Regions from separate parts of the Homo sapiens genome. Here region 1 is linked to region 2. A link is a loop called in an ENCODE intact Hi-C map of the cell type or tissue named here. Cell type or tissue: sigmoid colon. All regions are shown on one strand. Each heading gives the region's core, and the rest is flanking DNA. Links, peaks and the distances in the headings are about the cores only. Region 1 overlaps LATS2 (large tumor suppressor kinase 2). Region 2 holds the start of LINC00367 (long intergenic non-protein coding RNA 367).

Region 1 (14,954 bases), core at 6,955-14,954, 71 kb after region 2:
TGAATATAACATACAAAAGAATATAACATTCAAAAGCACTTTAAAATGCTTCTGTAACGGTGGCTGGGTGCAGTGGCTCACGCCTCACCAACCCAGCACTTTGGGAAGCTAAGGCAGGTGGATCACCTGAGGTCAGGATTTGAGACCAGCCTGACCAACATGGTGAAACCCCGTCTCTGTTAAACATACAAAATTAGCTGGGCATGGTGGTGCATACCTGTAATCCCAGCTACTCGGGAGGCTGAGGCAAGAGAACCGCTTGAACCCAGGAGGTGGAGGTTGCAGTGAGCTGAGATTGCGCCATTGCACTCTAGCCTGGGCAACAAGAGCGAAACACTGTCTCAAAAAAAAAAAAAAAAGCTTCTGTAATGCAAGGGAGAATCAAATTTTAACAGTATACATCCTGTTCAGTCCTAGTGTTTTGTATAGCATTACTGGGCACTGACCAGCACACGTGTGTGTCAGCATGAACTTGCGAGTGCACACAGCATGCTGTTCTGGGCGTAGGAAACCAGCAATGCAGTGGGCTTCCTGGCCCCCTGCCTCCAACCTGGCAGGCACACATCTGCTTTGGCAGGAAGCGCTTTGCTCTAATAGCACCATGGGGCTGTTCAACAGTATCCCGAATCCAAGGGGTCTGAGAGCCAAGCCCAATGTGAGACTGCAAAAGAGCTTCATGAGGAAAGATTTTTCTGTCTCCTTCTAAAACCTACACCAACCAAGACATTGCTGTTTTTAAGGACAACAGGTACACTAAAATTTGGTTTGTACAAGTCACCAGGAAAATAAGTAATTACACAAAATCCACAGGGGGAGTCATCATGTGCCAGGCCATGAGCATGACTCCAAGGGACAGAGACCAGCCCCGGCGTTCTAAATGCCTGGGGAAAGCAGCATAGCCAGGAAGCCTTCAGCAGAGAGCACAGGAATGGGGCACTTCATGGGAAGGACCATGTTGGTCCCACAGAAGATGCAATTCTAGGAAAAATCTGGGAACCATTAGTCAAGAGGGCTTGGTGTCATGACTAGGTAGAGGCCCATGTTTTCCCAACACAAAAAAGGCAGCCCAACACTAAGTTAGAGAGAAACCCACTTTAAAAGAATGAGCTGAAGATGGTCAGGGCTGGGGCTGGGGTAGAACTCAAAAGGAGGCTCGAAAAACTGTCTGGTGAACAGAAAAGATTGCACACAGAGAAATCAGAGAAAGAAAATCACTTGACCTTGACAGGGTGTAGCGTAAGCCAGAGGGATGCTGGGACCCAGAGCCGGCCTCTGGCACTCCTACTGGGCAGGGCTCATGCTGGCCAGGGCTACACTGACCCAGGCAGAAGTGGGGCTTTCTCTGCCTTCCAAGGTAGGTTCAGGTCCAGGGTCAAAAAAGGGCTTGCCAAGTTCCTCTGCAAGCTTCATTCTGAACTTCCAGTGTTTTTCTGACAGGAAGAGTAATAAGATATGGGTAAGACAAAGCCCTGTCTGCTGGAGCTCTAGCAGCAGAATTAAGAAAAGAATTAGTTGGGGTTTTAATTCGCACTCTTGCTGGGAACACTACCTTAGGAGGAAAAAGGTCTTCATAAAGGAAAGGAAAACCTGTAATCCCAGTGCTTTGGGAGGCCAAGGCAGGAGGAACACATGAGGCCAGGAGTTGGAGGCTGCAGTGAACTATGATTGTGCCACTGCACTCCAGCCTGGGTGACAGAGTGAGACCCCTACTCTATAAAAAAAAAAAAAAAAAAAACGGAGGCCAGGCGCAGTGGCTTACGCCTATTAATCCCAGTACTTTGGGAGGCCGAGGTTGGTGGATCACCTGAGGTCAGGAGTTCAAGACCAGCCTGACTGACATGGAGAAACCCCGTCTCTACTAAAAATACAAAATTAGCCGGGAGTGGTGGCGCATGTCTGTAATCGAGTGGTGGCGCATGTCTGTAATCCCAGCTACTCGGGAGGCTGAGGCAGGAGAATCGCTGGAACCCGGAAGGCAGAGGTTGCGGTGGGCCAATATCATGCCATTGCACCCCAGCCTGGGCAACAAGAGCAAAACTGCATCTCAAAAAAAAAGAAAGAAAGAAAAGGAAAAAGGAAAGGATTCACTTTCTGCCTCAGCTTATCATGTGTGAGGAAAAAAAAAAAAAATCACAGCAAGCAAGGTGGTGGGCCAGAGCCTGCAAGAGGCTGGGACAGCTGTCATTAGTGAGCAGAGAAAGAAGACCAGGCCCAAGACACACATGCAGCTCTAACAGGTGGCCACTCTCTGGCCCTGGTCCCCAGCGCCCACTGTGTACATCCCTTAAAAAAGTGAGCAGACAGCCAGCTTAGCCCTGCGGAGACTCGTTGTGGCACCTAAGTTATATGCTATGATGAGACTGAGTTTATAAAGGACTAACTTGTGCCACAATTGAGCATTAATAGCCAAAAAATAAGCCAGATCATCAGAGCTGAAGCATGAACAGATTAAATGTGACTCCGGAAGAGCAGACTTTTTCTGTTTGGGCTCCAAGCCACTCCTGGCTCCTGAAATTAAGTAGGCTGAATATGTGTGAAGACTCTGCTCTTCACTTCCAGACAAAGGCTGCCTGGAAAATTCTGCCGCTGTCTCCATCAAAAAGATCCACTTACTCGACAATGGCACATAGGCGTGCCTCACTGCACACACCTGTCTCCGACTGTGGGGCTTTAGGAGAGTAGCTGTGTGTGTTTGGGACTTTTTAAGAGAGTAGCTGTGCATGTTTGGGGGCTCTGGGGCTCTCCGTGCCTCCCACAGCTCGCTCTGCTGGGGACAGGCAGCCCGTGAGTGCCCAGGGAAAGGGACATTTGGATGCAGACTGAACAGAGCTTGCTTCCCTGTGGTTATTTTTTAAATGCTGTCAAGTAGGTTGGAAGATCTGGCAAATTATAGGTTCACCCAAGAAGGAAGACAGTAATCTGCTACTTTCACAAAGTGCCCTCAAAGAGTCACTGACAAGGTAATTCGGTAAAGTATACAAATATTTTAGTTATGAAGTATGGTAGCAAAAACTGAAATTCCCTGGCTATGCAGTTTTTATGTATTTTTCTGAAAAAGTTACAGTGTAACTTTGAAATATATACATATTATGGGTTTAATTTTTAAGTTATATTTCCAAAGGCTCAGAATCTCTGTAACAAGTTTCCATTTTCCAACAATGCTTTAAAATCCAACCATTTTGTTTAAAACTTGGCTGTTACCCTACCAATTGGAATTTCTTCTTTTAGTCCATGTTTCTGACAGTGGAATGTCAGGACATGCATCCTCCATACTGATTATAAACCAACAGGCATTTTCTTTCTAAATGCCAAAAATTGTGTCTACAGACCACAGCCTGTTTTCCAGGCACTGAGAAGATATAAGGAGGCTCGGCCAATAATCAGGTTTCTTCCAATCAGAGCCAAGGATAAGGGAAGGAGTAGTTAGTCGTAGGGGATGGATATATATATATAGTATATATATATATATATATATATATATATATATATATATATAGTATATATATATATAGTGTGTATATATATATATAGTGTATATATATATATATATATAGTGTGTGTATATATATATAGTGTGTATATATATATATAGTATATATATATATATAGTATGTATATATATATATATATAGTATATATATATAGTATATATATATATATATATATATATTTTTTTTTTTTTTTTGAGATGGAGTCTTGCTCTGTGGCCCCAGGCTGGAGTGCAGTGGCGCAATCTTGGCTCACTGCAGCCTCCACCTTCCCGGTTCAAGCGATCCTCCTGCCTCAGCCTCCTGAGTAGCTGGAATTACAGATGCGAATCATCACAACCGACTAATTTTTGTATTTTTAGTAGAGACAGGGTTTGCCATGTTGTCCAGGCTGGTCTCAAACTCCTGACCTCAAGTGATCCACCGACCTCAGCCTCCCAAAGTGTTGGGATCACAGGCGTGAGCCACCGTACCCAGCCCTGACTTCTGTTTTAAAAGGCCCACTCTGGCTCCACCGTGGGGAGCCAGGTATGAGGGCAGAGGTGGACGAGGAGCTGACAGGCCAGTAGGATGGCACAGAGGCGCAGTGGTGCTCGCTGCTGCATTGCCAGCTACTACTGTAGGACAGACACTCGGGCACCGCATCCAGGGGTGGGCGGCTCTCCTGGGACTCCTGCTGGGGTTCTCAAGAGGCACCCCCTGCTCTCACAGGACCTCTTTGGCTCTTGCTGCTCCAGACTACAGCCTTGGGCGTGGGGTGGGGTGGGGTCTCCTCAGTGGGGAGGGGCAGCCCGCTGGGTGGTGTTGTTAGAATGACTTCAGACTGAGACACAAACAGCCAGGAGCCATGCGTGTGGTCCCTCCTTCTCATAATAACGCTAAATGTAGGTATTTATGTTTCACCAAACCAGGAGACTGGTTTGGTCTCCTGAACATTATGAACATTTATGAACATTTCCCAAGTTCATAAAGGCAGTGGTAAAGTCTGAATTCAAAACTTAAATAGTCACAAGAAGTCCAATGTCACCAGCAATCATAGAACTTCACTGAAAAAATAAGAGAGCACTTCACACCCATTAGATTGACAAATACTTTAAATATCTGACAACAGCAAGTGTTGGCAAAGTTAGAGAGATGCTGCATTTTGATAAACTGAGGAAAGGTGTGTAAATTGGTACAATCACACAGGAGAATATTTTGACCATATCTAGTAAAGTTAAAGATGCTGAAATCCTACAACCAAGATTCCACTTCCACCCCCTAGATAAGTTCCCCACCTTTGCAAGAGGAGACATAAAAAAGAATACTCACTGTACTTATGTCTGTAGGGGAAAACTGGAAACTATCTAAATGTCCATCACCAGGAAATCACAAAACCCATAATGAATGAAAAAAGCACGTTGCAAAATCACGTTGTATAGTGTTTTAACAGTACAACAAGGCCCAGGTTGTTCGTCCCACTGCCCATGCTCTTTCTTCACAGTCTTGCCCCCTTGTCCTGCCAGCGATTTGGGCCAGAACTGAGTGCATATTCACTGTGTCTGGCAAATAGGAACCGCTCAGTCACGTGTGGTGAGTGATGAATGAACAAACGAACAAATGAATGAATGAATAAAGAAGCAGATGTGCAAAGGTACAGCTCTTTTGTGCCTTGGCTCCCCCACCACGTGGTCAGCTCTTGGAAGGCAGGAGCAAGCATGCTGCACATTCAACCCGGAGCCTTGGAGCACTTTGCAAAGTGCTGAACAGCCATCTCTCCCCGACACCTGCTCCTCTCCTCTCCTCTCAGAAGCTTTGCAGAAACTATTCCTGCAAACTGGTTCCAATTTGCTGCTGGATCATTGGTCCCAAACAATTCCCATACTCTTTGGGCCCAGCAAGTCATGTCTGGGAATTTATACTTATCCTAAGGGTAAGCTAAAACAATTAACAGACTGTTAAGTAAAAACACAACAACAAAAATGTAGGTAACAAACACATATATGTGGGATTTCCAGGTATATGTGGTGCATTAGCCACACCAAATCACTCTTACTATTCTTAATTTTTCATCATAGCTGTTACATAACAATCACAGCATAAGAAGAAAATTCAATACCTTTTAAAATACAGAAACCAGATGGAGGAACAGCTGCTACCTCCACATAACAGACGACAATACACCAAGTACATGCTGTGAGCCCACAGGGCAGTGAGGATGAGGTATGGGTGGAAAAAGAGGCCTCCCTGGAGGTCTATATGAGATCACCTGGGTCCTTAGGTGTCCCCAGGCCCCCGCCCCAACACCAAATCAGACTACAACACAGTGAGAGCAGACAGCAAGGAAATAACACAGAAGGGCCAGGCGTGGTGGCTCATGCCTGTAATCCCAGCACTTTGGGAGGGCGAGGTGGACAGACTGCCTGAGGTCAGGTGTTCGAGACCAGCCTGGCCAACATGATGAAACCCTGTCTCTACTAAAAATACAAAAATGAGCCGGGCATGGTGGTGTGTGCCTGAAATCCCAGCTACTCGGGAGGCTGAGGCACGAGAATCGGTTGAATCTGGGAGGCAGAGGTCGCAGTGAGCCAAGATCGCACCACTGCACTCCAGAGTAGGCCATGGAGCTAGACTCTGTCAAAAAAACAAACAAACAAACAAACAAAAAACCCACAAAGGAATAACACAGAGAGTTAAGTGAGCATGGAAGTACTAAATCAACCACACTGGCTTCAACTCTCCTCCCCTGCCAACCCCCACACACCCTGCAGATCTGAAGATCTCTTCTGGTAAAACCGAAAGGCCCCAGGGACAAACCCCCAGTCCTCCACCTGGTCACCCTACAGCAAAGCCCCCACTCTACAGGCCCCACCCTATAGTCCTTCCAATCAGCTTTTAGTACATCACTCCCAAACATGAAGAGCCAAGAGTGCTGAATATTCAAGGAAGTTTTCCAAACAAAGCCGGAACAAACAAACAAAAAATCAAATAGTGCAAATAACATGACTGTGTTTTCATAAAATTACATCAGTAAAAAAAGCACTGTCAAAGACACTGTGAACTCTGGAAGAGCCAATCCCTCAAGATGAATCCTGAGCAGCCAACTGGGCCTTAGTTGAAATTAGAACCAAGTGGCCATTTGCTGACTAGTCGTCACACATGTACTTTGAATTCCTGGAAAACCCATACCTCTGCTTAACTTGGGGACTTTCATAGCTGCCTGTTCCTGTTTACCCTGCCTGAACCAATCATAAGGTCTGACTTATGTTGACCAATCAGAGCTCAGCAAACATCAACCAATCAGAACTAAGCAAGTTTGACTCCTTCATTTGCATAAATGGACCTGAGTGAGAACATGGACAGAAACTTTATAAAACACAAACACTCCTTAGATTCTCTGGAATGTACCTTCAGTTTACATTGAAGGCTGCAGCTCCCTGGTTTGCAAACTGCTCATTGGAGTAAAGTCTTTTTAAATTCCTTTCCAGAAAACTTTTGTTCACACATATATCAACATGGTAATGGTAGCTACCTCATAGTGATGGTGGCATGTTGATTTTTGCAGAAATGCATGCCAATTAACCATCAAATCATCTTATATCAGGACCATGGCCGTTTCTACCTCCTCTCATCTCTTTCTTGGCAGTATTTTGAAATACCTGCTTTTCCTCACTTGTCCTGAATCAAAAACTGAAACTAGCTACTAAAGAAGGTGAGTATGTATCAACTTCTGGATGAAAGTTGGGATCCGCAGGTCCCCTCCACCCAATCCACAGGCCTTAGACCTCCATGAAATCTGGACTCTGATACTTTGCTACAAATGATCTAGACATATATTTCTCATGCTAGGAAACTCCTGTTTTTAAACTGGTCACTGTACCCACAAGTGGCAGAGAGCTAGGAAACTAAAAAGCAGAAAATATACTTTACAGTTCCTCAGGTCCAGCAACACTTTCTCTGAGAAAATGGTAATTTTGCATGGCTGAGTGACACCATGTGATGGATGACTGAACAGTGTTCTCATCACATGCTACTGGTGGAGACTTTGCCTTGGCCTAGGAATTTAAAAAATCTATTCTGCTTCTTTCCTGACTCTGGAAAATATAGGGGCAAAATACCAGCTGGCTGTTGTAGACTTAACAGAGTTTCAAAAATGATAGAATGTATTAATACAGTCATGCATTCCTTAAATATGGGGATATCTTTTGAGAAATTCATCATTAGGTGATTTCGTTGTTGTGTGAACATCATAGAGTGTACTTACACAAACCTAGATGCTACAGCCCCCTACACACCTAGGCTAGATGGTATAGCATATTGTTCCTGGCTACAAACCAGTACAGTCCTCACTTAACATCATCATTATGTTCTTGGAAACCTGCAAGTTTAAGCAAAATGATGTCTAACAAAACCAATTTTACCATACAGAGGGAGAATGTGCAAACTCCACACAGTGGCCCTGGCCAGGAATCATTTTTTTTTCTCATCAACGCTATAACAAAATGATCTTAAATGAAGCATGTTATTCAAACACCTGTTGCACAGCCTGAGATTGTAGTGAATACTGTAGGCAACTGTAACAGAATAGTGTTTATCTAAACATCTCTAAACATAGAAAAGATAATGTAAAAATATCATATAAAAGATTAAAAAAAATGCATATCTATATAGGACACTTAACATGAATGGAGCCTGTAGGGACTGGAAGTTGTGGAGGGTGAGTGAGTGAGTGAGTGGTGAGGGAATGTCAAGGCCTAGGACATTACTGGACACTTTAAAAGACCAGCAGTGCCCAGTGCTGTAGGTTTGTTTACACCAACATAAACCACACATGCGTAAGTAAGAGTTGGACTATGAAGTTACAGCTACAAAGCCATTAGCTAATAGGAATTTTCCAGCTCCATCACAATCTCATGGGACCATCATCATACATGTGGCCCGTGGTTGCCCGAAACATCGTTATGCGGCACTTGACTGTATTTATTACCAGGTGTTTCATTCACTAGGACCTTTTCTAGTCAAATTTTCTACCTAGTAGTGTTCCTATCTTATGATTCTTTTCTCCTAGAAAATGCTATTCATGGCTTTGTTGGATGGTAAACAAGTATGGTATAAGCGCTTTGCAGATTTTTTAAGGGAACGAGCAGAAAGAGAGGAAGATGGAATGAACAGCGCTAGCACAGGGCGGGAGCTGTGCGAGAAGCTGTGGGTGATTGGGTGAATCACACCCCCCCCCCACCTCCTAGGAAATAAGGGTTCCTAACCACATTTCAAAGATGAACAAACTGAGGCTAAAATAGATTAGCTTTTTACCTAAAGTTACAAAGATAACATGGATGAAAGAGGAGAGGTAAGGAGGTGGGAAGAGAAAATGCTCCAAGTACTTGTTTCTATTGCAAAGCAATTAGTTAAGGTATTGAGACCTTTTCCAACTCAGTAACTTCATGGTCTCTGATGTAATATTTCCTTCATTCAGTGCTGAGGAATACCAAGCAGTGTAAGGCTCTGTTCTAAGCACTGGGGATGCAGTGGTGACAGAGCAGATGAACATCCCTGTGCTCATGGGCATGCCACCCTGGTGCTGGGGTAGGTTCTTGTATATGAAGGTTCTCATGTGCTTGCCTGCTTAGGTGAGTTAGGCCCATCCGCTATGGTGACCATGAAGCAGGCTGCCTCCCAGGTTACCAACAGCTGCTCACCAGTTACAGCCTTGCATGTTCTGCCCAATTGGACCTGACAGCTGTCCTGGCTCAGTACTTATCCTGGCTCGATGCCTAATAATAATCTCATTTCTTGGACTATGACTAATGTGCATGAGGGAATATTAATGATTATACCTTATAAAAGTAAAAATTAGTGTTTGCTGATTCCAGAGTCTGTGGAAAAAGTCCAATTTTCTGTAGAGAAGATCCAAACGGCCAGGAAAGGCAATGGTAGGGTTACTTGGAAGGCTGCACACAGCAAGGTAGAAAGTCCTGGCCTTTGTTTAAAGGGCTTGACAGAGTTCCATGTTATCTACATCCCTTTCCCGTTTATGTTGGAACGTTCTCTTTATTTACTCTCTGAAATGTCCTTTTTCTTGTCCTCCCAATAAATTTGTACAGATCACTTAAAAATAAAATAAGGGCCAGGTGCAGCGGCTCGAGCCTGCAATCCCAGCACTTAAGGAGCCTGAGGCAGGAGGATCACTTGAGGCCTGGAGTTTGAGGCCATCCTGGGCAACACAGCAAGACCCCGTCTCTACAAAACAATTTAAAAAGGAATTAGCCAGGTGTGACCACACATGCCTGTGGTCCCAGCTACTCAAGAGGCTAAGATGGGAGGATCGCTTGAGCCCAGGAGATTGAGGCTGCAGTGAGCTATGATTGCACCACTGTACTCCAGCCTGGGCAACAGAGCAAGACCCCCAACTTGAAAACAAAAGAAGAAGAAAGAAGAAGAAGAAGAGGAGGAAGAGAAGAGGAGGAAGAGGAGGAGGAGGAAGAAGGAGAGAGAAACAAAGAGAGGGAAGGAAGGAAGGAGGAAAGGAAGGGAGGGAGATTAAAATGCCAAAGAATGTAGGAAAAACAGATAAAAGTATTTTTAAAAAGAACAAGAACAGGGTAATATGAGTCGGGGGCAGGGGGAAAGGCGCGCAGGTCACTCCCAGGTCACTCCAGATGGATGACAGGGCTCTCCCAAACCCAAGGCCTTTTCTTCTTGTTCTCCCACAGATGCCAGCAAACCAGGGAGGACAATTAGCATTGCAGCCGGCCACTCTCTCAGGCTAAACCACATCTCAATACAGAGACACATGAGCCAAAGACAGCCCTGACAACCAGGGTCAACAAACCAAAGGACCCACTCCTCACTGCCACCGTGGTTTGGCTTAGCTGATCCTGAAGTATGAATAAAGCACGGCCTTGGCTAAGGAACTGCCATAAAGGAAGTATTTCTGAGTGAAATGTATATGCTAGATAATATTTTTTTAGAAAACTACACACCAGGAAGGTTTTATGGCAATGCTGAGGATGGATGCTAGGAGGACATGAGAAGGAACGACGCTGACCATCCATGCAGCAACTGAAACAAGCTCTGCTGATTTCACTGAAGTGGAAAAATCTGTTTATGCAGCCAGCACTGCTGCCATCAGCCTGAAAGTCCAATGTGAGCAACAAAAATAAACATCACAGGGTCAAGGAAAGAAGAAATATGATACCTTTTTAAAAAAGAATGTTTGTTGAGTGGTTTAAGTTTACAGATTCAACCAAATGGAAACTCCTTTCTCAAAACTCACAAATACCATGCAACCTTCTTTTTCCAGCTGGGATGATTTAAACTATTCTAAGATCTTGTCTGCTTTATGACACGTTAGTTTTGAAAGGAGGTACTGACAGCATGTTTGTTGGCAGGTTGATGAGCCTCAACTGTGAGCTCCGGGAGGGCAGGCCAGGCCTAGTGCGCTCACCGCCGTATCCCTGGGGTCCAACACATGGCCTGGCACTGCTGGCACTCACGTGTGGGCTGAGGCAATGACTAACACTGATACAGAATTCTTCTTGAGTGTCACATGCACAGTGTTCCAGGGAAACTGTATAACTCTCTTGGTCCAGTAATATTTAGATTCCTATTGAAATGAGCTATCCTGTACTTTCTCATGAATGGTTAGATACACATTTTCTTACTCTTCTTCCATCATCAAATCTTTTTTTCTGAAGGGTTCTGCCATCAGCCTCTGGTGTGAGTGGGATTTGGGCTGTTTTGTTGTGACTGTCAGGATCCTGCCCTGGAAGAAGGCTCACACTGCAGACACACGAAGGACCAGGACCCTAGTGGGGACTGGACATCATACTCCCTTGTGGCACAATTTCTGCTGTGTATTTAAAGACATGTCCAATACATAGTTAAGAACAGCTAACTGTATAATTATCCATACTACACACACTGATTCACCACAAAACCCAAGGAAAACTTACTCATAAACTTGTCATAAGAAGATAAGCAAAATAATTTGGCTTCACTAATGCCCAACTTTTAAAAGTTTCCTAGGTAGTTGTTTTAAATAGGATTTGGGGAACTGTGAAAAATTAATTTGATTTTTTACAACCAGCAGTTTGCAAAAAGCTCCATTTACCTCTTTATATCAGTTCATCCCTCATTTTATTTATTTATTTATTTTTGAGACGGAGTCTCACTCTGTCACCCAGGCTGGAGTGCAATGGCGCGACCTCTGCTAACTGCAACCTCCGCCTCCCAGGTTCAAGCGATTCTCTCGTCTCAGCCTCCCGAGTAGCTGGGATTATGGGCACCCAGCATCATGCCCAGCTAATTTTTGTATTTTTGTAGACATGGGGTTTCACCATGTTGGTCAGGCTGGTCTTGAACTCCTGACCTCAGGTGATTTGCCCACCTCGGCCTCCCAAAGTGTTGGGATTACAGGCGTGAACCACCACGCTTGGCCTATTTTTTTGAGACAGACTCTCACTCTGTCACTCAGGCTGGAGTGCAGTGGTATGATCTCGGCTCACTGCAACCTCCGCCTCCTGGGTTCAAGCGATTCTCTCACCTCAGTCTCCCGAGTAGCTGAGATTATAGGCACTCGCCATCATGCCCAGCTAATTTTTATTTTTGTAGAGACGGGGTTTCACCATGTTGGCCAGGCTGGTCTTGAACTCCTGACTTCAGGTGATTCACCTACCTTGGCCTCCCAAAGTGCTGGGATTACAGGCATGAGACAGCGTACCCGGCCTATTTTTATTTTTTTTGAGACAGACTCTTGCTCTGTCACCCAGGCTCAGTACAGTGGCGTGATCTCGGCTCACTGCAACCTCAGCCTCCCAGGTTCAAGCAATTCTCCTGCCTCAGCCTCCTGAGTAACTGGGATTATAGGTACATACCACCATGCCTAATTTTTGTATTTTTAGTAGAGACAGGGTTTCACTATGTTGGCCAAGCTGGTCTCAAACTGCTGACCTCAAGTGATCTGCCTGCCTCGGCCTCCCAAAGTGCTGGAATTACAGGTATGAACCACCATGCTCAGCCAGTTCATTCCTTTAAAAACGGCCAGAAAGCTCTCTAAGAGACTTGATATGAAATTTCTTACACTTCACCCCAGCCAACCCCCAGGAAACAGCAGCTCTCTGCTGCAAATACCAAGGCGCCAAGAGCAGCCTCTCAGGCAACCCAGAGCAAAAACCAAGTGCTTTTCCAAACCAAGGGCAGGCAACTGATTTGTTAATTTCCCACTGTGAAATTCATCAGAAAACCTCTCACTAATAAAACTCCACACAACACCTGAACTAACTCTCTTTATCACGGCAGAGTCCTTAACTGCCTACCTTGTTCCTGTTGTTAAGTCCGGTTCCCCAAAGATAAGTAAAACCAACTTGCCCGATCCATGGCCATGCATCTGTTCTCAGACATAAGAGGGATTACAGCATCAAATCACTTATGAGAAAAAAACATTCATAACAACTCCCACAGAGGAAAATATGGCAGAACCGGAAACAAATTCATCTTCATTAGTGCTTCTTACCCAGATTTCTAAGGACTGGGAAGCATCCCAGTGGTGGTTACTGGAGGTGACCAGCCATGAACAAAGCGCCTGGCACTTGAATGGCAGCCAGCACAGTGAAATAAAACGGACGATAGCCATTAATCATCCAACTGTGCAGAAAAAGTTAGCATTCTATCTAGAGCTGTGTTTTACTGATGTTTGGTAGTTTTTTTCTTTTGTACTATGACTCACAATTTCATAAAAACACTTCCCTTACATAGAGGTGATGCAATCCTTTTTCTTTTTTTTGTTTTTAATTTTTGTAGAAATGGGGTCTTGCTATGTTACCCAGGCTGGTCTCAAACTCCTGGCCTCAAGCGATCCACCAGCCTCGGCCTCTCAAGGTACAGGGATTACAGGCATGAGCCACCACACCTGGATGATTCTTTACATTGTTATGTGCAACCCACAAAACTGATTATTTGATCTACTCAAGGATCTTACTGTGTAGTCTGAAAACCACTTCACTAAAAAATGCTTGGGTGTCATCAGCAACCAGTGCCTTCCCTTCAAAAGATGACTCATTTCTTTCTTTTTTTTTTTTTGTTTTTGAGATGGAGTCTCACTCTGTCACCCAGGCTGGGGTTAGTGGCACCATCTCAGCTCACTGCAACCTCCGTCTCCGGGGTTCAAGTGATTCTCCTGCTTCAGCCTCCCAAGTAGCTAGAATTACAGGCGCCCACCACCACACCCAACTAATTTTTATATTTTTACTAGAGATGGGGTTTCACCATGTTGGCCAGACTGGTCTTGAACTCCTGACCTCAGGTGATCCGCCTGCCTTGGCCTCCTAAAGTGCTGGGATTACAGGCGTGAACCAGCATGTCCAGCCTGATTCATTTCTTCATACTAATAATGTGAGACTATCCCTTCAATTAGGTGCCATGGTTTTCTTTATATCCTCCAAATTTAAAGCTACCATATGGAAGTGGGAAATGTGAGGCCAATTTAGTTTCATTCTTCTGAATCAATGTCACTCAGCTTCAGTAACACGTAGGATCACTGGCTAGTTTTGATCTGAGACTTTTAGGTAGAATACATGTAAACTGACAGTTCAAGGAGGTCTCTAAAACCTAAGGCATTCCTTCAGGCAGGTGTAAAATACTTAGAATTCACTTAGAAAGTAAACACTTAATTAAAAAATACTGTATGAAAATAAGTGAAGGCAAGTTTCCTTCAGACTTGGGACAGACCACACTACCCTACACAGGACATTTGTGACGTGGGTGTTGGGCGAGGTATGTGGCAATACTGAGGGGCATGCTACTGTCCATCTGGCAAGATGAGGAGACAAGGGTTGACATGGAAAAACAAAATTCTGCCCTGGGGCAGATGAAAAGTACTGCATGAGGCAGCTAGAGTTCAGAAGGGGAAGGGCTGGCTCCAGCTGGGTCCACCTGGCCTTTGATGAAAGGACAAGCAGGACCACCCTGGCAGACCACACCCTGCTTGCGCAGCAGGTCCAGGAAGACTGTGGTCGCTTCCCTGATGTCCTTCACCCAGGTGCCTGAGAGTGACATGCTGTTTCATACCAAGACTCTCCGAGCCTTCTTTTCTCAGAGTCCCTCTTTTTTTTTTGACACGTTGTCTTGCTTTGTCGCCCTGTCTGGAGTGCAGTGGCTCGATCACGGCTGACTGCAGCCTCCACCTCCTGGGTTCAAGTGATTCTCCTGCTTCAGCCTCCTGAGTATATAGGCATGCAGCACCATGCCCAGCTAATTTTTGTATTTTTAGTAGAGAAAGGGTTTCACCATTTTGGCCAGGCTGGTCTTGAACTCCCGACCTCAAATAATCCGCCTGCCTTGGCCTCCCCAAGTGCTGGGATTACAGGTGTGAGCCACTGTGCCTGGACCCGAGTCCCTCTTTACGACTAATTTTCCTTTCTACTTTTCTGCAGCCACTCTCTCACGCCCCTGTCCTGTAAATGGCCCAGTAGCTCTGTACGTGGGAAC
Region 2 (16,232 bases), core at 2,815-10,814:
TTAAAGAATAAAATAAAGATAACATTCACAAGAGGAACCATGAAATTAACCCTCTCCTGGGAGTATACACTGGAAATCAATTTGGAAATATATAACAAGAGCATTAAAAATGTTCTTAAGAATATAATTAAAGATGCAGAAAAAGATTATGTACTCATGATAAAGCTTATACAAGGAAAAGAAAAAGATCATGTATAAAGATATGCAATATGATGTTATTTACAAGGTATATTTACATTTTAAATTATTTAAAATAGGAAATAACCTAAATTTCCAATAACAAGTAAATGGTTAATTAATTTGGGCTATATCATCATAATGGAATATCATATAGCCATTCAAAGCCATTGTTTTATGAGTTTTAGTGACAGGGAAAATGATTACTATAGGTGTCTGTTCACTGTGTTTTCAAAGTGTCCTAAATTTTCTTTTTTTTTTTTTTTTTGAGACGGAGTCTCGATCTGTTGCCCAGGCTGGAGTGCAGTGGCGTGATCTCGACTCACTGCAAGCTCCGCCTCCCAGGTTCATGCCATTCTCCTGCCTCAGCCTCTCCGAGTTGCTGGGACTACAGGCGCCCACCACCACACCCGGCTAATTTTTTATATTTTTAGTAGAGATGGGGTTTCACCATGGTCTCGATCTCCTGACCTCGTGATCTGCCCGCCTCCACCTCCCAAAGTGCTGGGATTACAAGCGTGAGCCACCGCACCCAGACTTTTTTTTTTTTTTTTTTTTTAATTATTTATTTATTTTTTTCTTTTTTTATTTTTTTGAGACGGAGTCTCGCTCTGTCACCCAGGCTGGAGTGCAGTGGTGTGATCATAGCTCACTGTAGCCTTGACCTCTCTGGCTCAAGAGATTCTCCTGCCTTGGCTTCCCAAGTAGCTGGGACTACAGAGGCACATCACCACATCTGGCTAATTTTTAAATTTTTTTGTAAAGACAGGGGTCTCACTTTGTTGCCCGGGCTGGTCTCAAACTTCTGGGCTCAAGTGATCATCCACACACCTCGGCCTCCCAAAGTGCTGGGATTACAGGTGTGAGCCACTGTGCCTCACCTCAATTTTGTAGGATTTTTGTAGGATTTTGATTCCAATCTTTTCTCTGCCACTTATCATTTGTGTGCCCTGAGTGAGTTCCCGTCATCTCGGTATGTCTGTTTTTCATCTGTGCAATAGGGGTCACAGTACCTACCTCATGCTGGGTTTGAGATCTCCGTGTGCCACATATTAGCTTGGGACCTTGGGCTGATTAGTTGTCCTCTCTGAGCCTCAGCTCCCAAGCCAGGAGGTGGAGCTAATGTGGCTGCCTCCAGGCATTAGCACGAAGATGGGCAGGGATGGCTCTGAGCACCCAGCACAGAGCAAGACCCCTTCACCCGGTAGACACCTGGCAGACGGGAATTACCACTGCTTATGATACAATGGTATTTCCTAAATTTGAAGATAATGTTGAAAGTAAGCTGCATCATGGATTTAATAATAGTGCTTTGAGTGAGAGAGAGAGAGAAAAAAGAAACCAATGTGGCATTCAGTGCATAAGAATAAAATGAGGTGTTGAATAAAAAGACTTGGGCCGGGCGTGGTGGCTCATGCCTGTAAATCCCAACACTTTGGGAGGCCGAGGTGGGTGGATTACCTGAGGTCAGGGGTTTGAGACCAGCCTGGCCAACATGGTGAAACCCCGTCTCTACTAAAAATATAAAAATTAGCCAAGCATGGTGGCGTGCGCCTGTAGTCCCAGCTACTCAGGAGGCTGAGACAAGAGAATCGTGTGAACCCACAAGGCGGAGGCTGCAGTGAGTCGAGATTGCCCCACTGCACTCACTCCACCCTGGGTGACAGAGTGAGACTCAAAGAAAAAAAAGTCGAATTTTTATACACATCCGTTAGGGACTTTTCACATCATGTGCATTTCCATAAATCTACACATTGTATTTTTGCACAGACTTGTGTTTCTAGGTGTGTCTGGGGCTCCAGGATTCTCTTACAGGAGACGACTGTTCAACTTGTTTTTAAATGAAAACACTAATGTTTCGTTTTATTTTTTTCCCTGCATGAAAAGTAACAATCCACCATAAAGCAAGGGGCATGCCCCCCGACCAAGCCATCCTTGCTCAGGGGTAGAGAGTAACCCTTTGCGGGGAGTGGGTGATAGTGCTAAGATTTGGGTTCTGGTTTTAAGGAGTTATCTAAAGTTTAGTTCTGAAAGAAGACGCAAAGGGGATTTCTCATGGAGGAATGCAAGCCTATGGGACAGAAGGCGATGAGTCAGGAATCGTTGGATTGGGTCACCAAAAGCCTGGGTCCTGATCCAGGATGCTTGTCCCAAAAGGGGCCCCACATACTTGATTAAGAAGGAAAGAGTGAGACCACTGTGAGGGGCAACAGTCAAGGATGGGGGGCAGAAGGGGTCTTTGAATCTGAAGCCCACCAGGGGCTGACTGTCCAGCTTTGATGTGAGCAAGAGCCCCTTTGAGGAGCTGCCCAGGCTAGTTCCTTCCACAGTGGCTCAAAGACAGGAGTGCCTGATCTGCTGCCGACTGGCTGGGAGACTGAGATTTGTTGCAGGCCAACTAGTGCATGTGACCCAGTGTCAGATATATCCCCAAAATATCCCTGGCAAGTGGCGGGATGATCTCCTACCCCTTCGCTTGAGCAGGCCGGAGGCCAGGAGCTGAGACTCCTCATTCTCCATTTCTGTTTACCTTCTCCCCAGCTGGGAACAAAGGACAAGAATTTGGGAGTGACAGGCATGTGGCCACACACTCAAATGCACTTGTTTATACCTGTTTGTTTACTGTTTCAGCAGATTCTTGCTTAGCAATAACTGAGTTTATCTCCTTGTCTTAAGGAAACTCTTAAGAATGTTATTATAATGTAGTAAAATTTAAATGTCTCTTGAATGATGAAGCACTAACTAATGTGCTATATCTAAATGTAGAAATGCACATTTACGAGTATTGTCCTCTCCCGGCATTTTCATCTGAACACTCAGTCTGTTGACAACACTCAAAAACTTCATAAAAGATCACAATCTAGCACTTAAGTTCTACAGATAATGTTGAAATCTTGCACAAGATTTAGGAATCTCAGGCAATGACATGCATAACATTGCTATTAGGAAATGTGTAATATACTCTTCTGTTACTATCAGTGGAAAGTCAAAAAACAAACAAACCATAGTGATAAGAGCTGTGTGAATTAAGGAATTTTAGAGCTGAAAGTGACCTTCGAAATCCTAGAGCCTCACCCATTTTTACCTTCTAATAATCGTGCTGTAAAATATCACACTTACACTGTAGAAAATTTGGAAATATACAGAAGATGTTTAAAATTAGGAAGAAAAGGCTGGGCACCGTGGCTCATGCCTGTAATCCCCGCACTTTCGGAGGCTGAGGTGGGCAGATCACAAGGTCAAGAGATCGAGACCAGCCTGGCCAACATGGTGAAACCCAGTCTCTACTAAAAATACAAAAAATTAGCTGGGCGTGGTGGCGCGCGCCACTGCAATCTGACCTAGCGACAGACTGAGACTCAGTCTCAAAAAAAAAAAAAAATCAGGAAGAAAAAAATCACCCACAATTGTATCACCTACAAGAGGTCACCATTTTTTAAAACTTTGCCGTATTTCCTTTCAGACATGTAAAATTTTTGATATATTTATTTTTTTCTTTTTCTTGCTACAAAAAACTGAGATCGTACAGTTTGTATCCTTCACCCTTTACTTAACATTATATAGTGATAATTTTGCTTTTTATTAAAAACTTTTTGAATATGGAATTTTTATTGATTACATAAAATGTGACAGTATGGCATAGAGTCATAAAATATTTGTAACCGTCATCATAGTATTGAATGTGTAATTGCGTTTAAAGATACTATAGTATAGATGTGCTAAGGGAAATACTTTTGTGCATAACTGTTTGTCCCATTTTTAAATTGTTTCTGTAGAAATTGTTGCCAAATTTTGTTCCAGCCAGGTGCGGTGGCTCGCACCTGTAATCCCAGTACTTTGGGAGGCCGAGGTGGGTGGATCACTTGATGTCAGGAGTTCAAGACCAGCCTGGCCAACATGGTGAAACCCTCTCTCTATTAAAAATACAAAAAATTAGCTGGGCATGGTGGTGCGTACCTGTAATCCCAGCTACTCGGGAGGCTGAGGCAGGAGAATTGCTTGAATCCAGGAGGCAGAGGTTGCAGTGAGCAGAGATCTCACCACTGCACTCTAGCCTAGGCAACAGAGGGAGACTCCATCTCAAAAAACAAAACCAAACAAAAAAACAAAACAAAACAAAATTTTGTTCCAGAAAAGTTATAACAATTTTTATCAACAACATGAGAGTGTCTATTTCAGTGTAACCTTTCTAGAATCAGAGTATTACTTTTTTTTTTTGAGGCAGAGTCTGGCTCTGTCGCCCAGGCTGGAATGCAGTGGGGTAGTCTTGGCTCACCGCAACTTCCGCCTCCTGGGTTCAAGCAATTCTCTGCCTCAGCCTCCTGAGTAGCTGGGATTACAGGCACCTGCCACCACGCCCGGCTAATTTTTTGTATTTTTAGTAGAGACAGGGCTTCACCATCTTGGCCAAGCCGGCCTTGAACTCCTTACCTCAGGATCCACTGGCCTCGGCCTCCCAAAGTACTGGGATTACAGGTGTGAGCCACCATGCCTGGTCGAGTATTACCATTTTTAATAATGGTAATGGGTAATATAAAATAATGTTATTTTAGGAAACAATTCTAAAGCTTCATTTTCAGGAGACTGAGATTTTAGAAGCTACTTCTTTAATTCTTATGACATAGAGTCGGATTAGACACAAAATAAATGTTATGAAAATGCTACTACTGTTCTTTGAAGGCTGTTTATAGTTTGTAGATGCTGAGAATATGGTGAAATGGTAAACTATGCATAGCCTTAACTTACGGAGTGCTAGAGTTTTGGGCTGAGGAGCTGGTCACCATTGGGCATCTGACAACTGATTGTTTGGGCTTCTGGGACTGTTTCTGGAGGGGCCTGGATCTCAGCACACTGTGTCAGGTAGGAGAGGAAAAAAACGTTATCTGTTTGCTCCTAAGCTCATTGGTTGAAGATTCGCCCCACAAGCTTCAATTTCTCTGCACTTACTTTTTTCTCTGACTTATTGTGGGTTTCTCAAGCATAGGGGCCAGGGGTCCTGTGAGGTGGGTGCCATTTGGGATGCCACATGGAGCTGGCAGTGTCCACAGACAGCTGGTTTCTGCAGTGGCAGCAGGGTGGAGTAAGCGTCCAACGGTGTCCAAAGATTTGGAGTGGTACTTAAGAGGTGTTTACACGAGCAACAAGGTAAGTAGAGATAACTGGGCCTTCAATACAGAGGTTGATGGAAACACATCTGCAAGTGTACCTGATTCAAATCATCACACAGTAACCCCTCCAGGGGAATGTCAAATTCTGTACTGTTTTTAATGCTCAGCTGACACATTGCTCTAGTCCAGTGGTTCTAGAACTTTTTGAGCTTAGGATCCCTTTATACTCTTAAAAATTATTGAGAACTTCAGACAAATTCATATATATGAAGTGAGGGGACAGAAAGGAGGTATATCTATATCCATATCTATCTATCTATCAATATTTATCATATTAAAAATTAAAATGGAAAAAAATAAAGAATATTTATAGATGGAAAAGTGGCCATTATAAACCAATTACATGTTAACACAAATAATGTGTTTTATGCAAAATAACTATATTTCCCAAAATAACAGTTAGTGGCATCAGTGGCATTGGTTTACATTTTGCAAACCTCTTGAATAGCGGGTTTAATATCAGATAGTGGAATTCTCTTTTTTTTTTTTTTTGAGACATTGTCTCGCTCTGTTGCCCAGACTGGAGTGCAGTGGTGCAATCTCAGCTCACTGCGACCTCTGCCTCCCGGGTTCATGCGATTCTCGCGCCTCAGGCTTCCGAGTAGCTGGGATTTATAGGCGTGCGCCACCATGCCCAGCTAATTTTTTGTATTTTTCGTCGAGACGGGGTTTCACCATGTTGGCCAGGCTGCTCTTGAACTCCTGACCTCGAGTGATCTGCCCACCTCGGCCTCCCAAAATGCTGAGATTACAGGCGTGAGCCATCGCATCCGGTCGCAGATGGTGGAGTTTTTATTTCTGCTTCCACATTTGACCTGTTACCATATGTTTTGTTTGAAGTAGATGGGGAAGTCCAGCACCCCCCAGGTATACAATTGAAAAGGGGGACTTCGTGTGTCCCTGAAGTCCACAGACCACACTTTGAGAACTGCTGCTCAAGTCTAAGTTGCGAATTTCTCAATTACATGAACAAGACTCTAGCGGAAACCAGTACTGTGTGCGCTCAACAGACTAAATTGTTTGGAAAAGCGTTTCCTAGGAGTTGCTATAAACCAAATGACTCATTTAAACGTTTTTATTACTTTGACAAATACTTCGGCTCTGCAGCCTGTTCCTTTTTTAAACCAACTTGCCTCATTACACAGCTGTGGTCTGCACAGCTTTGGCCACCAGGTGGCTCCCACCCCCAGCCTTTTCTAGAAGGATCCATTCAGGACGCTTCATTCCTTGATGGCGCCCTAGCTGCTCAGGGCACTCAGGGAAACTTTATTTTGTTCAACATAAGAAAAGAGTCAGTTGTGGGAGGCCGACGCAGGCGGATCAACTGAGGTCAGGAGTTTGAGACCAGCCTGGCCAACCTGGCAAAACTCCGTCTCTACTAAAAATACAAAAATTAGCCGGGCATAATGGCGGGCACGTGTAATCCCAGCTACTTGGGAGGCTGAGGCAGGAGAGCTGCTTGAACCTCAAAGGCAGGGGTAGCAGTGAGCCGAGATCATGCCACTGCACTCCAGCCTGGGCGACAGAGGAAGACTCCATCTCAACAACAACAACAAAAAAAAAAAAAAAAAAAAAAAAAGAGGAGAAAAGAGTCAGTTGGGTAAGGGGAGGATTATTTCAAGGAAAAGGGAAGTTAAGAAAGAATAGAACTGGCAGTGCGTGGTGGCTCACGCCTGTAATCCCAGCACTTTGGGAGGCCGAGGCGGGTCTAACACGAGGTCAGGAGTTCGAGACCAGCACAGCCAAGATGGTGAAACCCCCTTCTCCACTAAAAATACAAAAATTAGCCGGGCATGGCAGCAGGTACCTGTAATCCCAGCTGCTCAGGAGGCTGAGGCAGAGAATTGCTTGAACTCGGGAGGCGGAGGTTGCAGTGAGTCGAGATTGCTCCACCGCACTCCAGCCTGGGCGAAAGAGTGAGACTCCGTCTCAAAAAAAAAAAAAGTATATTTAACATAGGAGGTTGGTAAAAAAAATCTAAAAGAGTTGGTCTGAATACTGGAAGAAGTACTATATGGCACCTTTACTCTCTTACCAGCTTAATGTAGCTTTTTCCTTCTCATTGTTTTTAACTGATATGCTTAAATTGGGTATTATTATCTCTACTAAAATGGTTCTCTCTCAAAGCAAGGTGTTATACTAGATACCACGTGGGATAAACAAAGAGGTGGTGGGGAATGCGCCCCTCCACCCTGAGAGACAGGAGGTGTGGGTGTTTTCACTCTAGCACATATTCACTGTGACACTGTGGGGTTACTTCTGTTTCCTAACCTGAGTGATCCACCCCACTTACAAGAGAGGGCTGATAATCCTTAACTGTCCAGAGGTTTGTTTCCAAATCAGATTGTCTCTGGAGTTCCTTGCGAGACTCGAAATACACGATTCTGTGATTCTATTTCAGTCTGGTTGAGTTCTTTAGTTGCAAGCAACAGATAACCAACTTGGTTAATCTTGCCCAGTTTCCTTAATAAGACTCATACGGCCCTTCGCTACCTGGGCCCTGCCTGTGCCTCCAGCCTCAAATCTTCTTCAGGCACTGTGAAGCTCCAGACATATGGCGACATCCCCCACACCATGTGTGCCCCTTCTCCGGCCTCTGCTGCCTAATAGTAGGTTTCAGGTAGGCATCACTTCCGCTGGGCTGCCTTCCATGACCTCCCCAGTCTGGATCGCGTCCTCTCCTGGGTGCTCCAGCAGCAGCTTCCTCCACTTCTCCATCATACCTTTGAGACTATTGTATTATAATTTTCTAAATGCTTTCCCCTCCTGTGAGTCCTGGGCAGAAGGAAGCATGTCCACCTTCTTCACGGGTATCCCCAATACACAGTACAGTGTCTGGCACACAGCAGGTACACAAAATATATTTAATGAAGGAACAGAGGAAGGGAGAGAAGATATCTCTTCTTGGATAGTGCCAGTCATATATTAGGTGTTCATTAAACATTTGTAGAACCGAACTGAGAATGCTGAGCCCTTTAACAGGATCCTCAAAACCTCGTAAAATAAACACAGATAGGCCGGGCGCGGTGGCTCACGCTTGTAATCCCAGTACTTTGGAAGGCTGAGGCGTGTGGATCACAAGGTCAGGAGATCGAGACCATCCTGGCTAACGCAGGTGAAACCTGGTCTCTAGTAAAAATAGAAAAAATTAGCCGGGAGTGGTAGCGGGCGCCTGTAGTCCCAACTACTCGGGAGGCTGAGGCAGGAGAATGGCATGAACCCGGGACGCGGAGCTTGCAGTGAGCCGAGATAGCGCCACTGCACTCCAGCCTGGGCTACAGAGCAAGACTCTTGTCTCAATAAAAATAAAAAACACAGATAATAATAGGATTTTGCCGAATATAGAACCAAGTGGCAGATTTAAAATTTGAACCACAACATCCTGGATTTGACGTCTTTTGTACTACTTTTGTTGAGAAAGGGGAAATGCTCTCTTCACTCAGGCACCCACCACGAGAGCTAGCCTGGAGGATGCGGGCTCAGCACGTGCTAGAGGAACCCCGGGGGGATGGAGAAACGGTGGAGAGACGGGGAGGGCTCCGGAAAACTGCGTTCTCACAAGACCAAAGGGAGGGGAGGGAGGGGGAGATGTGGCTGCAAGTGCAGTTGGAGAGGGTGTGAAGAGATCGGGAGTCCTCTGCGAGGCTCTGGAGCACCCGGCGCCTAAGAGGCTAGTGCGCCCCGTGCCGCTGCGGTAGGACCTGGCGGTCCGCAGCTCCTGAAGGGCCTGGCCGTTCACGGGGCAGGCAGGACGGGCGAAATCCCCCGCAGTTAGCGGTCAACAGAAAGGGCGACACGGAACGGGGTTCCTGGCACCCGAGCTCGCCGCACCGAAGTCTCCTGGTAACAGCGACACGGGACCGGGCTATGTGACCACACACCTGAAGCCCCTGGAGAGCTCTTTGTTTTATTTCAAATTGTGGTAAAAAGGACATAACATTAAATACCATCTTACCCATTTTTAAGTGCACAGTTCAGTGGCATCGAGAGCATTCACATCGCTGTGTGGCCATCACCACTGTCCACCTCTAGAACTCTTCATCGGCCTGTGCAGCAGCTGCCACCTGTTCAACACTAACTCCCGGTTCCCACTCCCGCAGCGCCGTATCACACTTACACTTCTGTGTCTATGAATTCGCCTGCTTTACATATGGCATATGAGTGGAATCACACAGTATTGGTACTTTTGTGACTGGCCTATTTCACTCAGCATAATGGCCTGGAGGTTCATCCATGTTGTAGCATGTAATGGGATTTCCTTCTTTTTTTTTTTTTTTTTTTTGACAGAATCTTGCTCTGTCGCCCAGGCTGGAGTGCAGTGGCGTGATCTCGGTTCACTGCAATCTCCGTCTCCCGGGTTCAAGTGATTCTTTGCCTCAGCCTCCCGAGTAGCTGGGATTACAGGCAAGCTCCACCATGCCCAGCTTCTTTGTGTATTTTCAGTAGAGATGGGGTTATGCCTTGTTGGTCAGGCTGGTCTTGACCTCAGGTGATCCACCCACCCTGGCCTCCCAAAGTGCTGGGATTACAGGTGGGAGCCACCATGCCGGGCAATTTCCTTTTCTTCTTCTTTTTTTTTTTTTTTTGAGACAGAGTCTTGCCCTGTCGCCCAGGCTGGAGTGTGCAATGGCATGATATTGGCTCACTGCAACCTCCATGTCTTGGTTTCAAACCATTCTCCTGCCTCAGCCTCCCAACTCCCAAGTATCTGGGATTACAGGCACCTGCCACCACACCTGGCTAATTTTTGTGTTTTTAGTAGAGATGGGGTTTCACCATGTTGGCCAGGCTGGTCTCGAACTTCTGACCTCGTGATCCACCCATCTCGGCCTCCCAAAGTCCTGGGATTACAGGCATGAGCCACTGCACCTGGCCGATTTCCTTCTTTTTAAAGGCTCTATAATATTCCACTGTATGGATGCACCACATTTTGTGTAATAATTCATTCACTGATGGACACTTGTGCTGCTTCCACCTTTTGGCTGTTGTGAATGATGCTGCTATGAACAGGAATCTGAAGATTTGGGTTCAGAGCATAGAGGTGGCATGTGAGTTTTATGAGGCAAATCTCTCAGCCCTGAGTTTTTCAACTGTAAAATGAGATGTCAATATTTACTATCTTTCAGGTTTGTGGCAAATATAAAACGAGATCATGTGCATAAAAGTATTTGTAAACTGAAAAATCTCACCTCATGTAAAACTGTTATGATTTTTGTGACCAGCCATTACGACCAATGGAACATATGATTTGTGTTGGTTAATTCATGGTAGAAGCAGATGTGGAGAAGTTCTCTGCAATAAAAGCGAATGGCCAGTTATATCAGGTTAATACCTGAAAAGTTGTTTTCTGTATTCTGTAGGCATTTAAGGAAATTTTTTATTTGCACATTAAAAAAAACACATTTATTCAGGGTCACAATCAGACTATTACATTTAGCAATCAATAGCATGCGTGCCAAAAAAAAAAAATCTACATTAAAACCCTTTGTTGGAATGCTTTACACTTTCCACAGAACAGAAACTAAAATAACCTGTTATACAATTAGTCACAAATACAGTCCTCAGGATTTTTGCCCATACACATGAGTATTTGTCTAAAACATGTCTTCTTTGTAGCAGCTAGACCCTGCCACCGCTGTGCTTGGCTGAGTTCACAAATCTGTTGTAACCTGTAGCTTCCCTGACACTTCTCTTGCTCTCCTCTCCTGCTAAGCTTTGTTTCCTAATTAAAATATTCTGCCACAGCCATAGCTAACTGCTGCTACTGGAACCGCCATAGCCACCTGAAGAGTACAATTTTTCTTGGTTTCATGGTTTGGCAAAGTATTGGCCTCCATCACCATAGGGGCCAGAGCTTCTGCCTCCAAAGTTTCCTCCCTTCATGGGTCCAAAATTTGAAGACTGATTGTTGTAATTGCCAAAATCATTGTAGCTTCCACCACCTCCAAAATTGCTTCCATCATTACCAAATCCATTATAGCCATCCCCACTGCCACCATATCCACCACCACCATGGCTGCCACCAAAGCCACCACAACCACTGAAGTTTCCTCCACAACCAAAGTTGTCATTCCCATGACACCACCATGATCACCACCAAAGTTTCCAGAACCACTTCGACCTTTTTGGCTGGATGAAGCACTCGCCATCTTTTGCTTTGACAAGGCTTCCTAACTTCACAGTTGTGGACATTCACGTTATGGTATTTCTGAATGACAATCTTATCCACGGAGTCATAGTCATCAAAGGTTATAAAAGCAAAGCCCCTTTTCTTGCCACTGCCTCGGTCAGTCGTGATTTCGATCACTTCCATTTTCCCATACTGTTCCAAATAACCAATAATCTCTGAGGGGATGTTCCTCAGTGTCTTCTTTAATGCCACCAACAAATATCTTTTTCTTTTCTTTCTTTTTTCTTTTGTTTTTTGAGACAGCATCTTACTCTGTCTTCCAGGCTGGAGTGCAGTGGTGTGATCTCGGCTCACTGCAAGCTCTGCTTCCCGGGTTCACACCACTCTGCTGCCTCAGCCTCCCAAGTAGCTGGGACTACAGGCGCCCGACACCACACCCAGCTAATTTTTTGTATTTTTTTTAGTAGAGACAGGGTTTCACTGTGTTGGCCAGAATGGTCTTGATCTCCTGACCTCGTGATCCACCCGCCTCAGCCTCACAAAGTGCTGGGATTACAGGCATGAGCCACTGCGCCTGGCGAACAAATATCTTTTTCACAGTTAAGTGGGCACCTGGTCTTTGAGAATCTTCTCTTGAGACAGCTCTCTTTGGTTCCACAACTCTTCCATCCACCTTGTGTGGCCTTGCATTCGTGGCTGCGTCCACCTCCTCCACAGTGGCATAGATGACAAACCCAAAGCCCCTGGCGTGCTTGGTGTTTGGATCTCTCATTACCTCACAGTCCAGGAGCGTTCCTCATTGCTCAGAATGGCTCCTCAGGCTCTCATCGGTTGTTTCAAAGCTCAACCCTCCAAAGAGGAGCTTCCTCAGCTGTTCAGGCTCTTTAGGAGACTCTGACTTAGACATGAAGGCAGGGAGAAAAGAGGCTTTCATGATGCTTCTTTGGTGGTATCCACGGGCAGAAAGATAAAATTTTTTTGGTGGGGGGCAGAGTTTCGCTCTTATTTCCTAGTCTGGAGTGCAATGGCGTGATCTCGGCTCACTGCAACCTCCGCCTCCTGGGTTCAAGCAATTCTCCTGCCTCAGCCTCCCAAGTAGCTGGAATTACAGGCGCGTGCCACCATACCTGGCTATTTTTTTTGTTGTTGTTTGTATTTTTAGTAGAGATGGAGTTTCACCATGTTGGTCAGGCTGGTTTCCAACTCCTGACCTCGTCGTCTGCCTGCCTCAGTCTCCCAAAGTGCTGGGATTACAGGCGTGAGCCATCGCACCCGGCCAGAATCTTTTCTATTGTGGTAAAAAAAAAAAAAAAAAAACCATAAAATTTACCATCTTAACCTTGTTTGTTTGTTTGTTTGGTTTGTTTGTTTGTTTGGTTTGGTTTGGTTTGAGATGGAGTCTCGCTCTGTTGCCCAGGCTGGAGTGCAGTGGCGCGATCTCGGCTCACTGCAAACTCCGCCTCCCAGGTTCACACCATTCTCCTGCCTCAGCCTCCCGAGTAGCTGGGACTACAGGCGCCCGCCACCACACCCGGCTAATTTTTTGTATTTTTTAGTAGAGCGGGATTTCACCGTGTTAGCCAGGATGGTCTCAATCTCCTGACCTCCTGATCCGCCCACCTCGGCCTCCCAAAGTGCTGGGATTACAGGTGTGAGCCACTGTGCCCAGCCTATTTTTTATATTTTTAGTAGAGATGTGGTTTCACCGTGTCAGCCAGGATGGTCTTGATCTCCTGACCTCATGATCCACCCACCTCGGCCTCCCAAAGTGCTGGGATTACAGGCGTGAGCCACTGCGCCTGGCCCATCTTAACCATTTTTAAGTGCACAGTTCAGTAGGGTTAGGTATATTTACATTGTTGTGCAACCAATCTCCAGAACTTTTTCATCTTGCAAAACTGAAACCGAACCCGTTAAACAACTCCTCTTCCCCGCCCTTTCCCCAGCCCCTGGTAACCAGTCTTATTGGTTAGTTTGCTTTGAATGAAGACTGTCTACTTTCTGTCTCTACATTTTGTCTTTTTGATTTTGACTAACTTAAGAACCTCATATAAGTGGAATCATGTAGTATTTGTGTTTTTGTGAGTGGCTTGTTTCACTTAGCATAATGTCCTTCAGTTTCGTCTATGTGTAGCATGAGACAGGATTTCTTTTTTTAAGTATTCCATTGCATGTATATACCATATTTTGTTTGTCCATTTGTCTGTCAATGGAAATTTGGGTTGTTTTCGCTTCTTGGCTGTTATGAATAGTGCTGCTATAAACATGGGTATGCAAATGTCTCTTCAAGAGTATCATGGAATCTTATAACAAAAAACCTTGAGAGCTGGAATAGCTTTAGAGTCACAGTGATTTGGTCCTACTCTGTCCTTTTACAGAGGAGCACACTGAGGTGGGACCAGTTATGTGACTTACCCATGGTAAAATGATTTGGTGGTAATAGTCACTAACACTTTTTAAAATTTTTTTTTTTGAGACAGAGTCTCGCACTGTCACCTGGGCTGGAGTGCAGTGGCGTGATCTCAGCCCACTGCAACCTCTGCCTCCCAGGTTCAAGTGATTCTCCCTGCCTCAGCCTCCCAAGTAGCTGGGATTACAGGTGCCTGCCACCAAGCCTGGCTAATTTTTTTTGTATTTTTAGTAGAGATGGGGTTTCACCATGTTGGCCAGGCTGGTCTTGAACTCCTGACCTCATGATCCGCCCGCCTCGGCCTCCTAAAGTGCTGGGATTACAGGCGTGAGCCACCATGCCCGGTCATCACTAACAGTTTAAAAGGATACAGTGAGCCAGACACTTGGCTGAGTGCATGACCTGTAGTGTGTCAGTTAGCCCTTACCTATAAAACCTATGAAATAGATACTATTATCATCTCCATTGTATAGATAACAAAACTGAAGTGCAAAGAGATTAAGATTATATATATATATATATATATATATAACATATAATATATATATATACACACACATATATATATTCGAGATAAGGTCTTGCTCTGTCACCCGGGCTGGAGTGCAGTGGCGTGATCTCGGTTCACTGCAATCTGCGTCTCCCAGGTTCAAGTGATTCTCTGCCTCAGCTGCCCGAGTAGCTGGGATTACAGGCAAGTACCAACATGCCCAGCTAATTTTTGTATTTTTAGTAGAGATGGGGTTTCATCATGCTGGCCAGGCTGTTCTCGAACTCCTGACCTTGTGATCCACACACCTTGGCCTCCCAAAGTGCTGGGATTATAGGAGTGAGCCATCGCGCCCAGCCAACACTATATTTAATAAGGGCTGGGACCTCCTCTCTGACTCTAGGGTGGAGGAGCAATTAACAATGATTAATTTTCATTCATTTATTCAGATAACATTTCTCAAGTGCCTCCCACTGCCACACTGTACTAGATCCTGGACATACATAAACAGAACTGCATGTTTGCCCCCAAAGAGCTGGCAGTGTAGGAGGAGCAACTGGCTTGTCCTCAATTTCAATGCAATGTGATTAGTGCTGTACTAGTGTTTTGCAGGTGCTGCCACTGAGCATGCGGGGGGGGACTTCTGAGGGATGGATGGATGGGGAGGCTTCGTCTCCAAAACAGCCCTTGAGCTGCATGTCTAAGCGCATGCAGACGTTTTCAAGGTGAAAAAGTGGAGGGAACAGTATTTGAGGTGAAGGAAACGTATGCAAAACGTATGCAGAGGAATGGGAGTCTGAAGGATTGCTGAATTATTTTGATGGACGAGAGCACAGGTGTGTGGGAGAGGGCAGGGGATGGAAGGGAGGGAAGCTGACTCCCTGTGGTGGAGCGTCTAAGATGTCTCAAGCACTTGGCCTATATTGTTCATTGAATTCTCACAATGCTTCTGTTGTATTCTCTCTCTCTCTCTCTCTCTCTCTCTCTTTCTCTCTCTCTCAGAGACAGGGTCTTGCTCTGTCACCTGGCGAGAATGCTGTGGCACGATCTTAGCTTACTGCAGCCTTGAAATTCTGGGCTCAAGCAATGCTCCTGCTTCAGCCCCCTGGTAGCTGGGATCACAGGTGTGTGTCACCAGCCCAGCTAATTTTGTAATTTTTAGTATAGACAGTTGTGAGGCGGGGCTTGGGGAGGTGGTCTCGCCCAGGCTGGTCTCGAACTCCTGGGCTATGGCAACAATCCTCCTGTCTTGGCCTCCCAAAGCACTGAGATTACAGGTGTCAGTCACCGAGCCTCGCCTGCTGTCTTCATTTCATATTAGGAACACCGAGCCTCTGGTTAAGAAAAACTCCCAAGGTCACACACCTTCAGGCTTCAGATGCCACCGAGGTGAGGCACTTGGAGCAGGATCGCGGGGCACCAACGCGGGGCCGAGGAGTTGCTCCCTGACCTCTTAGGCGCTGGAACCCCACGGAAGTCATCTATCGGGACTGATTTGCCCAAGTTGGAGCTGTTTCCTGAAGGAATGCAAAAGGAGTTCAGCTTGGGGCAACAGTCCCAAGAAGGGACGCAGCTGGGCCTGCAGTGGAGGAGGCAGCTGTGGGCCCCGGAGCAAGTGCCCCCCGGCCCAGCACCCCCACACCGTGGAGACCCCATGCTCCTTCCTGGGGTTTCTCCTGTCGTGTCTTCTTGCAGGAGGTGAAAATAAGAGGCACCAAACAAGGACACATAGTGGTTTGCAAGCCTGCCTGAGTCCCCTGTTCCCAGTGTCCCAAGGACACCAGGGGTGTGGCAGAGCTTGTGTCTGCTCCCCGGCTCCGCCTCGGTGTCCCTCCAATTCCTGTCCTTGCTGAGCTG

The links. Hi-C counts contacts between places; a loop is a spot of excess contacts. Peaks named below come from ENCODE experiments on the same cell type or tissue, not always from the same donor. Only the 100,000 strongest peaks of a DNase experiment are listed, where the experiment ranks them.
Region 1: a loop joins it to region 2, with 2.7 times the contacts of the local background. A loop is called at or near these places in 6 of 110 quality-filtered maps.

What each region holds. Positions count from the first base shown.
Region 1 is chr13:21,004,092-21,019,045 of GRCh38, forward strand. The region is part of intron 2 of LATS2 (large tumor suppressor kinase 2); the gene reads right to left. Among named protein-coding and RNA genes, the nearest start is that of LATS2, 50 kb to the right of the region's middle. RefSeq lists an enhancer at 13,473-13,612. In sigmoid colon, for the core only: no CTCF peak of the experiment used is centred there; DNase peaks (open chromatin) are centred at 9,106, 10,930 and 13,057.
Region 2 is chr13:20,937,218-20,953,449 of GRCh38, forward strand. LINC00367 (long intergenic non-protein coding RNA 367) reads right to left here and starts at 12,211. Exons shown (of 6, transcript NR_104058.1): 1 at 12,088-12,211; 2 at 10,535-10,637; 3 at 5,125-5,383; 4 at 4,924-5,028; 5 at 2,646-2,718; 6 at 1,347-1,433. It also overlaps the pseudogene HNRNPA1P30. RefSeq lists enhancers at 2,383-2,882, 6,277-6,853. In sigmoid colon, for the core only: a CTCF peak has its summit at 6,516 (motif pointing right); DNase peaks (open chromatin) are centred at 6,524 and 8,870; H3K4me3 peaks cover 754 bases; H3K27ac peaks cover 667 bases.